Regions from separate parts of the Homo sapiens genome. Here region 2 is linked to region 1. Evidence: chromatin loops called from intact Hi-C (ENCODE). Cell type or tissue: gastrocnemius medialis. All regions are shown on one strand. Links, peaks and the distances in the headings refer to the core of each region. The heading gives the core; the rest is flanking DNA.

Region 1 (5,379 bases), core at 174-5,173:
ACTAAACAGTGTTTGGCTGGGGCCCTTCGACCATTTGGAGCCTTGGGCAAATGAGCAGCACACTGAGAGCAGACCCTGGGTCCAGCTCTGGTCAGGGCTGTGAAATGGGTCAGATTTGCCAGGGCCTTGGTGGTCATTAGGGAGGGCTTCCTGGAGGATACAGATAAGCAAGGGAAAGCTATTGATAGTTACATTTGTTTTTCCTTCTCTTTCTGTTCTTCCACAGTGTGTTTCCTGGCTGTTAGTGACCTGCTGTCCACCCCTCCTCAACATCGAGCTCTGTTGTAAATACGTCGCACCAGAGGCCACTGTGATGCCACTGTCTCCTCTCCATCCCGCCCAGCCATGTGACACTGGCTCCCGGTAGACGGGCACCCCGAGATGTACCAACCTTTTCATGTATTCTGCCAAAAGCATTGTTTTCCAGGGCCCTTGACCAACATCGGCTTCCCCAGTCCAGGGCTCCCCTGCTCCTTTCCCTTCCCTGTACTGGGGTAGCTCCTGCCTGCTCTCCCTGCGTTGCCTAGGGTAAAGCCTCCAGATTTGCCATACTGAGCCCCTCTTCCTAGCATCAGGCGATACATCTGAGTTCAAATGTCTTCCCAGGCTCAGGGACCTCCATTCCTTGAGATTGTCTTGGCATGGCCCAGCCCTGCCTCATGGGATGGACAATGCATGGGGTGGTCTTTATTTTTCCCTTTCAAATAAAACACTAGTCAGGTACCGTTTTATCCCAGTCGTACTCTTCCAGGTTTGGAAGACCCAGAGAGGCCAAGATCCCATCCTTAGCCATAGCGAGCGGTGGTGGTGGATAGCATCACAAGAAACGAGCCTGAAAATCAGGTCCAGCCGGTCCAAGCACATGGCCTCCCATCTGGGAGAGCCCACTGTCCCACTCCCACATGTCTGGGCACCTGCCCTGGGCTGAGGCCAGGCTGCTCCAGGGGCCTCCTGCGCCCTCACCTGCCACAGAGCAACCCAGGTTAAATACAGCCCATGCACAAAGCCACAGGCCAAAGCCTATGGAATTGTTTTTAATCATCAAATTTAACCATTTTCATAACTGGTTCCTGGAGGTGTGCAGTGCCCCCTTGCCTCTTCAAACCTACAGCTTCTCTTTGCCATTTGTGGATTTCACATCACTCCACACAGAAACATTACAGCCTGGCATCCCCAGTCTTTGCCTTCTTCCAGCTGCCTCGACACAGCACTGTGGCCTGTCCCTATTGCCCAGGCACGCCATTTCCAAGGGCAGGAAGGGGCAGTGTCCTGAAGCCCATCTTTTCTGTGACTGTCTTAGGTGATGTGTAGCCCCCTCCACCTTTCCACTCAACAACCTCCCACCCCTGTCCTGCTGCATGGTCCGGAGTCTGGGACCTACTTTGTTTTTTGTTATTTATGACCTTGTTTAAAGAAAATAAATATCTCCCAACCTTTATTGGTCTGGTCTTTCTCTGTGGAATTGTCCTTATTTCTGCTGATATGGGGGCAGGGGACAGCTCATTGGACTTAGTTGTCATGGAACTCCAGAAACCCCTTTCCCTATAGCCCTTCAGTGTGTTATGCTCTGCCTGTCCCCTGATCCAGAATGCCCAGTGGGATGGTCAGAGCCACCCTCCTCTGCAGCCAGGATGGGATTCCAGTCCCATCTCTCCTAATTATCGGCTGTGTCGACTTTGGTCCAGAGCAGGACAATCTGTGCACTGTCCACATGATCTCAGTCACCATAGCTTCACTTATGTGAAACTTCATCTACAACCCAAATCATTTCCTGAGCTCTGAACAGGTAGGCCCAGGTTCCTCCTCCTGTCTCTCCCAGATGACCAAAAGCCACTTCATATTGACTGTTTCTAAAGCTGAATCCACCTTCCCCCGGAAACTTGCTCCCCATGAAACTTGCTCTTCCTCCAGCGTTTCCTGGCTCAATAAGTGATAGGTATCACCATCTCTCCAGTTGTCCAAACCAGATACCCACAGTGAATGACTTCTCTTACACCCACCTCAGGTCTACCACCAAATCCTGTTCATCCTCTTTTCCGTGTCCCCCTCTTTTCCATCCCACAGCCAGTGCCCTAGCTTAGGCCTCATCATCTCTCACTTTGATCACTTCAGTACCTTTGCTGCCCTCCTCCCCCCTGGGTGGTCCTCCACACTGTTGGAGGCTTCCTCCTAGCAGGCTCTGGGGCCAGAGTGTCTAAATTAGAACCCAAGCCCCACCCCTTACACTGTATGGTATGGCAACAAACTTTCTCTCTGCTGTAGTTCACTCATCTGAAAAATGGAGATAAACCGTACCTACCCCACAGGGTCTTGAGGATTATACAAGTTAAACTAGGTTAACTGGCTTTCTCACTAACTGGCACATGGTAAGACATTTAATAAGTAGTTCCTGTTATGACACTGTTACATTGTTATAGTTAGGAACTTTATTCAGGGCCGTCTGTGGGCCAATAGCATCAGTATCTCTTGGAAGCTCGTTAGAGAACTGTGTCCCCATGTCAGACCTATTGAATCAGAACTGATCTGCATTTTAACAAGTGCATCAATGTCTGAAAATTTCTTGTCTAGTTGATGATGAAATATTTCAGGGTAGTTCATGAGCTCCCTAGTAGAGGAGAGAAGTTCCTTATGTGTGGTTTGATTTCTCTCACCGGAACACTTTGCGGGTGCCTTTGCTGAGCTATGTGCCCTCTTGTCCACAAGAGGGCAGCATGATCACTTGGTTTTCAGGGGCACTCAGGTTCATCAGGTTCACTCAAATTTTGAATGTCATCTAATTCACTTGACACACATCTCATTTAATCTTCACAGCAACTCTATGAGGTAGGTGCTGTTATGTTCCTTTTACAGGTAGGCAGACAGGTCCAAATTCTACAGCTTGGAAGTGACTGTCAGAATTCAAAACTGGCTTGCTTCCACATCATTCTGTTCCTGCATGCTACAAGGGACCCTGGGCAGAAGTCATTTTGGACCAGATACTTAAAAGAGCAGAAGGAGGATGACCGTGGAGATGAACCCTCTTTACACTTGATGGAGGAGGCTGAGAATGAATGAAATGCTCGTGAGCTTTGTGGTTGGTTGTGTTTTAGGCACTTTCATCTCCATTCATCCTTTGTATCCTTGTGAAGTACAGGCACTATCCCCAATTTAAAGGCAAGGAAGCAAAAGCTCAGACATTTGAAATGGCTTGCCCACAGCCACGGCCAGAGTGGCAGCATCTTTGTCTTCTGATTCCAAGTCTACTGAGCATTCCATTACACCCCAGAAGAGAAGGGACCATTCATGTGTTCACTTAACATGGCTTTAACGAGCACCTACTATGTGTTGGCCATAACAGTGTCCTTGCAGAGCCTACAGATCAGCATGTATGAACTCAGGAAGGGAATAAAGAAGGAGATCCCAGAATCCTTGAATGAAGGATTGCCACAAAGCCAGAAGGAGCATGTTTGGGACAAACCAAAGGCCCTGTCACATAGACACTAGTGAAAGTCCAAGGGAAACTCCTTCCCAAAAAAGGAAGGTAGGCACATTTTGGAGGCAGATGTAGATCTGATGGGGGACAGAATCTTGAGACTGGGAGGACTGAAGACAAAGCCATGAGGGGAATGGGGCATGACTTCATAGCCCCACGCTCTTAACATACTGTTAGGAGCATTTGCTGATTAAGCAAACCCGAGCACCCAATATGTGCCAGGCATCCAATGGACTTTGTAGACAGAGGTAAATAATGAGGCTCTTAAAATGAACTCATTGTCTAGAGAGACAGTGATAGAAATAGTGACCACGTTGTAAGAAGGTTGGGGGTGGGCAGTAACTAAACCTATTTGGAAACAGGCCAGGAATGGTTTCACAAGAGGTAGCATTTTTTCTTTCTTTTTTTTAGACAGTCTCCTCTGTCACCTAGGCTGGAGTGCAGCAGCACAATCTTGGTTCACTGCAACCTCTGCCTCCCAGGTTCAAGCAATTCTCCTGCCTCAGCCTCCCAAGTAGTTGGGGTTTCAGGTGCCTGCCACCACGCCCAGCTAATTTTTGTATTTTTAGTAGAGATGGGGTTTTGCCATGTTGGCCAGGCTAGTCTCAAACTCCTGACCTCGAGTGATCTGCCCGCCTCAGCTTCCCAAAGTGCTGGGATTATAGGAGTGAGCCACCACACCCAGCCAAGAGGTAGCATTTGAGTTGAGCCTTGAAGTATCACAAAGTGGAGGTGGAGGAGGAAGGGCAAGATATCTCAGAAGGAACAGCACAGACAAGCGCTGGAGACTTGAAAGTCAGCCTAGGAAGAAGACTGTGGCTGGAGTATGGGCCGAGATAGGAGAAGAGCCAGGAGAGAAGGTGGGAGTCAGGGCATAAAGGCCTTAAGTGGCAAGAATAAGGAGTTTCCAGAAGTTATTAAATAGGCATGACCCCATATAAAAAGACAAGGTCAGGTCTTTTTTATAAAGGAAAGTCACTCTGGTAGCCTGTGTAGATGGATTGGTGGGTGCCAGACATGAGGCCAAGAGGTCAGTAAAGAGGCAGTTGTAATTGGGCAAGGAAAAGACACAGGTATACTTAATTAGAACAGTGGCCACTGGGCTGAGAGAACAGGATAGTCTCATTATTTTGGAGGTGGAATGAACAAGAAAGAGACTAGTTAGATTTCAAAAGTGAGGGGCCAAGAACCCTTAAGTTGGATGCAGGGGCCTGTCATGAGAAGTGGGGGTTGGAAGTGAAAGGTCAAGATTTTACCAAGGGAAAAGCAAGAAGAGAGCCTACACTAGCAGCAGAGAAAGCAAAACGCAGTCACACTCCTCCCTGCAGTCACTGTTTTGTTTGCAATCTTGGAGCCAACTCTGCTGCTCCAGCTGGCCACCCCATCAGCAGCCAGAATCAACTCATTCTCAGTCTGGGGCCAGGGCTCAGAAAGTTATGTCAACTCAAGAGGCTCCCTTATTCCTCGAGCTGGCTTCCTCTCCCAGCAGTTTGCTAGAAAACTCCAGCCCATAGCCAGGCAAAACCTTGTAACCCAAGACTAGCAGAAAGGCTGGATTCTTCCAGGTGCAGGCAATAGGTGACTGAGGAGTGAATGGAGTGTTGACAGAGACAGTTTCTTCCTGATTAATGAGAATGATGCCATTCCATAATGACTTATAGAATGACTAATCAAACAAGCTTAGAATAACTGACATGATACAGTCTGTATCATTTATAAAGCACGTTTACAACCTTTGAGACCTCCTAACTCCTCTGGAGTGGGGAGGGCAGACAAATCAGCAGTGCCTCCTACAGATGAGGAATTCGAGGGTCTGACAAGGAAAGTGATTTGTCCAGGGTCATACCTTAGCACAATCTGGACTAGAGCTCAGGCCACCTGACTTCCAGACGAGTGCCTTTTTAGTC
Region 2 (5,379 bases), core at 252-5,251, 190 kb after region 1:
GGACTACTGAATATTTTTTTTGGCATCTCCAAGCAGAGAAGGCTTTTATTATAGTGATAGATGGTATAATGAGTGCTTTTAGGATAACAAATCCTCAACAGCTACATAATGTCTTCACCTATAAAGTATTTCACATCCTTTTGTCATTTGATGGCTACTGTGCAAATAATTAGGAACCACAGAGTCAGTGTTCTAGTCATTCATTCAACAAATATTTATGCAACATTTCCTGGAGGAAATAACGGTAAAGGGAATAGGAATGACCTCTGTTCTTATAGAAATTATAGTAGAATGAAGAAAAGAGACACAGTAAGCAGGCAATGATTGTCTAGAGTGCTAAATATTTTACTGGGGGAGGTGTGGAGTACTATGAGTTGCATATAGAAAGTATTCCTCATACATATTTTATATTTTACCATCTGAAATGATATGGTTTGGCTCTGTGTCCCACCCATATCTCATGTCAAATTGTAATCCCCAATGTTGGAGGTGGGGCCTGGTGGGAGGTAACTAAATCATGGGAGTGGTTTCTAATGGTTTAGCACCATCCCCCTAGTGCTGTCTCATGATAGAGTTCTCACAAGATCTGGTTGTTTTAGCACCTCCCCACCACCTCTCCTGCTGGCCATGTGAAGATGGGCCTGTTTCCCCTTTGCCGTCATTGTAAGTTTCCTGAGGCCTCCCCAGAAACAAAAGCCCATACAGCCTGCAGAAGCATGAGCTGATTAAACCTCTTTTCTTTATAAATTACCCAGTCTCAGGTAGTTATCTTTAGCAGTGTGAGAATGAACTAATACGTATGGGGTACTATGAGTTGCTTATAGAAAGTATTCTTGGTATACATTTTATATATTACCTTCTGAAATAAAGTGATCTAAATGGATATCTGGAAGGTAAGTAGGAGTTAGCTAGGATGATGCCTGCAATTTTGCTACAAGTTAAGACTAGCTTAAATAGTGAACTCCTGCTAAAGAGCATCCTACTGCATCAGTAGGATGGGATCTCTGGTATTGGAATTTCATTCCTGATAGCAGAGGATAAGAAAACTGCTAGCTGACTGGGATCCAGAGGTGACTAAATAGGAGTATAGTGAAGCTGACCTTGATAAATCCTCTTAAAAAGTGACCCAGAAAGACAAAAGAACCAGAAGAAGGTGAGATTAAGAGGTGAACTACATCTCTTAGGTTATAAACATGCAGAAAAACAAAGGATGGTATAATAGAAAAAACACAAGTCAGATGACCTACAATCTGATCTTGTCTTAACCATGAACTCCCTTTTAGTGTATGATGTTAGATAATAAATTTTCCCTCTCTGGGACTCTGGCTTGTCCATTTATAAGATATGTGAGTTGGACTGCTTAAAAGGAGACAAGAAGGGGATGCTACAGTACAAGAAGTGAAAGTGGTCAGACATGTAGTTCACAAACATTGCTCTCAAGCCGCAACCTGGCCAAAGCACAGAGGAATTTAGGACCTGACTTTGAGCAGGTGAAGTCATTTGCTATCAATCCTAGGAAGGGAATAAATTTTTCTAGACACAGGGCTCACTTCTCTGGTTATTTATTGCAGGTCTGCAGAGGAAAGCACACTGTGAGTTTACTTAGTTGCTTGTCCCTCTCCTGCACTTGGCACCCTTCTGTTCCCTTCCTTCTATTATAAGGAACTCAGGGTATATGAAAGAATGGTCCTAGAGGAGCACAGCCCAAACCAAAGCTAATTGATTGCTAATGGGAGGTCTCAGTGGGGGAATGATCTTTAGAAAATTGTAGTGGAAATCCTAGTACCTAGCCTTTCTTAGAACAGTACCTCCCTTCTTTTTGAACACTGATCCCCCACTTCAACTATATAGTTCCAGTAGGAGCTGGAAATCACAGAATCTCTCACCCTTGGCACAGGGATGAACATGTCTCTTCCAGCCAGGGCCAAAGAGAAATTTTGCAAATTAGAGGTAAGGGGAAGGGCTCAGTCCCCCTCAGATAGCAAAAGTGTGAGATGGAGCCAGGAGGTATCGGTAGCCACATCCCTTGCAGTGTGGAGGAAGCCAGTCTGTAGTTGGTAGGCTGACAGATGGGGTGTGGTGGGGTGGGAGGTGGGGTGGGGATCGGGGGGAGGACAAGCATGCAATCTACCTTGTGGCATTATTGTGCCTATTTCCAGTTGTCCTGGAGGTCCAGCTATAACTTTACCCTTACTTATATGAAACAATAAATGTGTCTTTTGACATTTTGAGATTTCTACCCTTAGCAACCAAAAAAGTATTGCTTGACCCAAAAATCATTAGTTTTCTGCCGGAGGTGACTACTTAACTATGTTCAGATGTAAGGTCACTCCTGGTCCTGGACCCCTTGTAGTCCAAGTTTCCTGGAATGGCCTATACTTCCCATGTGTTCAATATTTTAATAAGTTTACCAAGTAATACTTCTAAACTACTCCGCATAATGACCCTCTGAGGTGGACAGGGTAGGGTTATCCCTATTTTACATCAAAAATACTGGGGTGAAGTGACTTGCCAACATCGTGTAGTAAGTTAGAGGTAGAGCAAGGACTCAAACCCTGGACATGACTAGTACTCTATTATGACAAGCTCTCTGTCCACTTAGGCAAGAGCGTTGGAATGGCTGAGAATATGTTGCTTATTCATTCAACAAATACCATTGAGCCTGTGCTCGGGCCAAGCGTTCTGGGGCCCAGAGTACAGTGTCAAATGAGACACAGCCTCTGACTCACAAAAGCTGATAATCTAGACTGTGTATACACTAGTAAAAAGGCAATTAGAATAAAGTGTGGTAAATACCATGGTAGATGGAGTCCTTCTGGAACAGATAGGAGGGGCACTAAACCTGTTCTGATAAGAATTAGGAAAGGATTCTCAGCAAGGTCACTGCCAGTCCAGTACCTTTTTGTGAATCAGAGAAAAAAAGAGTGCTCTTTCCTTAAAACACCAACTGCCGGGACATTTTTATAAAAGCATATAAACCTGTAATATATTTTCTGTGATCAGCACACCCTTGGTATGTGCAGCAGGCAACCAGTTCAACTGTGTGTGGCACCCTGCTTCCCAGAGGAAATAACATTGAAGCTGAGATCCAAAGGGTGAGTGTGTGTTAGCAGACAGCCTACCTGTCGGCTCCAGGCCTGTCTGAGAATTGGGTCTGCTGCCAAACATGCCATTATTTATTTAGGCAGCACAGCCCTCCTGTGGCTGCTCCTATGTCCTCACTGACACCACAATCCCTTTTTTCTTTGCTTCAGTCTGGTCTCCCATGGATCCCAGAGGACTCTCTCCCTGCAGGTTATTCAATCTCCCTAGACCTGTTTGTCTACCAGGGACTAGATTAAGAGTTTGTGTTTCTGGACCGTAGCCCTCAGTGGTGCTTAATTCAAAAAGAAACCCCAAGAGAAAACCCGATCCTCTCTGGGAGGGCCCAGCCTAGAGGATAAAGTATCTAAAGGCCTAGGGATTGTACAGCCTTTTCCTGATTGGCTGCTAATTATGTTCTTCTCTTGACTGCAGTTTTTCATTTCGTTTTGGTTTATCTGTGGCATTTTCTGAGCTCAACGAGAGAAATAAATAAGAAGGGAGCATGCAACCCTGTTGTTGTTAGAATCCTAAAATAGTAGGACTGGGGGAAAAAAAAACAGTATGCTCTCCCTTCCCAGCATTCTTATCTAGGTGAAAACAAACTGCGAATGCAGATTTAAAGGGGAGTAGAAACGGCTTTTATAAGAGAAAACTGGAGGAGCGTTCAGGAAAGGACAGAGACAGTTCCATCTCTTTGCTTTAGTGACATTAGGGGTTCATGTGTTGACGGAATGTATATGAAGCTCAGATCTTTTAGAATCAGCTGACAGGTGGAACTATTTTCCTTCCCAACCATCTGCACACTCTGTAAAGATAGAACAGCGTCACGTTTCAATGCACTGGATGTCTTGATCATGAAATTACCTCTACTTTAGAGATGTTACTGGCTCCCATTCCCAGATTCCCCCGCCTGTTGTAATGCTTGCTATGATTAGGTTAGGTTATTAGGTTGTATTATATTATTGCTCCTGAGTTCACAGGAAATTCTTTTTTATCCTTCCCCCGCCAACCCCCCCCCGCCCCGCCGCCCATTTCATACTAGGCTCTTCCAAGATTATTTTAAGGAAGGTTGTTCGATTCCTAGACTGTTCAAATGGAAGAATTTTAGGTGTCTGGCTTAGCTCTGCAGATTACAGCCAAGGAGCACAGGCCCAGAGGGGCATTGAGTGACAAAGGTCAGCTGAGGAGTTAGCAGCAGAGCTTAAGTGTCCTCTCCAATGTTCTTTCTACCACTGACACTATCTCTTTTTTGGCAGGTGATTAGCCTGGGATGAATTCTGGCACGGTTCTGAAAAGCGTGCTGTCTTTCTTCTTCTAGCTACAAATTCCTCTTTTCCAGTTCCTTCCTCTTCTGTCTTTTCTCCTTATATTTTGAATCTCATCCAGCAGCCACAACAGGTGTTGGGCCTGCCTCTCAAAAAATCCTACAGCTTGGCTGGCAGGGTCCTAGGGGTGGAGCATGTCCTTGCACCACCCAGTTGGCTGCCAGATCAATTTCAAGGTCTCTCTGGTAGCCTCCAGGGCCAGTTCTACTAAGAAGCTCCTCCCTCCTTGGAGCATCCAGTGATTGGCATGTAAACTCTTCAAAAGTCTGCTCTGAGCGCCTCGTGTGAGGAATATTTTATTGCAAACTTAAGCTCCCTGAGAATTGTTCTCTCGTACTAAGCTTGACACAGTGTTAATCTATAATGGAGGCTGTTGTTGACAATCATGGTAAGAAAAACTCACTTGTTTACCTGAAACCTTCCCAGACTAGTCCTTTTTCGCTTCGATTGTTCCACTGGTGAGGGTGGGGCTGCTGCTGTGCCAAGTGCAATACTTTTTGTACACTCAACAAAAAATTGTAATAAATGTACATTTGGGGCTCCGTTTGAGCTTAAATTATGTCCACTTTTGGAATTCACACAGGTGTGGGTATTCGTGATATGGCAGCCACCAGGAGTGAGCTGTTCAGGTCTCCCACAGGGAGCCTGCTGGGAGAAGAGCAGTTAGTGGCCGGCCTCAGGCAGCAGCACCTTTGGGCTCTCCTGCAGTGTTTACACCCCGGTTATGCTCACCCTGGCCTTCTCCCTGCCACTGACCAAGCTCTGCAGACGTATGAAAGTCAAGCCATTCCTGCCCAACATGGGACTCCTGTAATGGGCAGTCTCTGCTCTGGGGCTCCTCATCAGCCTGGCTGAGACTTTCTCAGAGCTGCATTGAAACCTGACGCTCCTCCTGCCTGGTCCTTCTTCCTTCCCTCTTTTTTTCGCTGGTGTCAGATCTGCATCACCATCTGAGGCTCCCGCATCTACT

What was found. Hi-C counts contacts between places; a loop is a spot of excess contacts. Peaks named below come from ENCODE experiments on the same cell type or tissue, not always from the same donor. Only the 100,000 strongest peaks of a DNase experiment are listed, where the experiment ranks them.
Region 2: a loop joins it to region 1, with 12 times the contacts of the local background. A loop is called at or near these places in 99 of 110 quality-filtered maps.

The regions. Positions count from the first base shown.
Region 1 is chr11:74,253,266-74,258,644 of GRCh38, forward strand. PPME1 (protein phosphatase methylesterase 1) reads left to right here. Exons shown (of 14, transcript NM_016147.3): 14 at 227-1,438. The coding sequence ends at 245. It also overlaps a transcript of P4HA3 not described here. Among named protein-coding and RNA genes, the nearest start is that of P4HA3-AS1, 55 kb to the right of the region's middle. In gastrocnemius medialis, for the core only: CTCF peaks have their summits at 2,698 (motif pointing right) and 2,902; DNase peaks (open chromatin) are centred at 2,690 and 4,857.
Region 2 is chr11:74,440,090-74,445,468 of GRCh38, forward strand. No RefSeq gene overlaps it. Among named protein-coding and RNA genes, the nearest start is that of KCNE3, 25 kb to the right of the region's middle. In gastrocnemius medialis, for the core only: a CTCF peak has its summit at 3,216 (motif pointing left); DNase peaks (open chromatin) are centred at 3,144, 4,252 and 4,552; H3K4me3 peaks cover 635 bases; H3K27ac peaks cover 2,929 bases.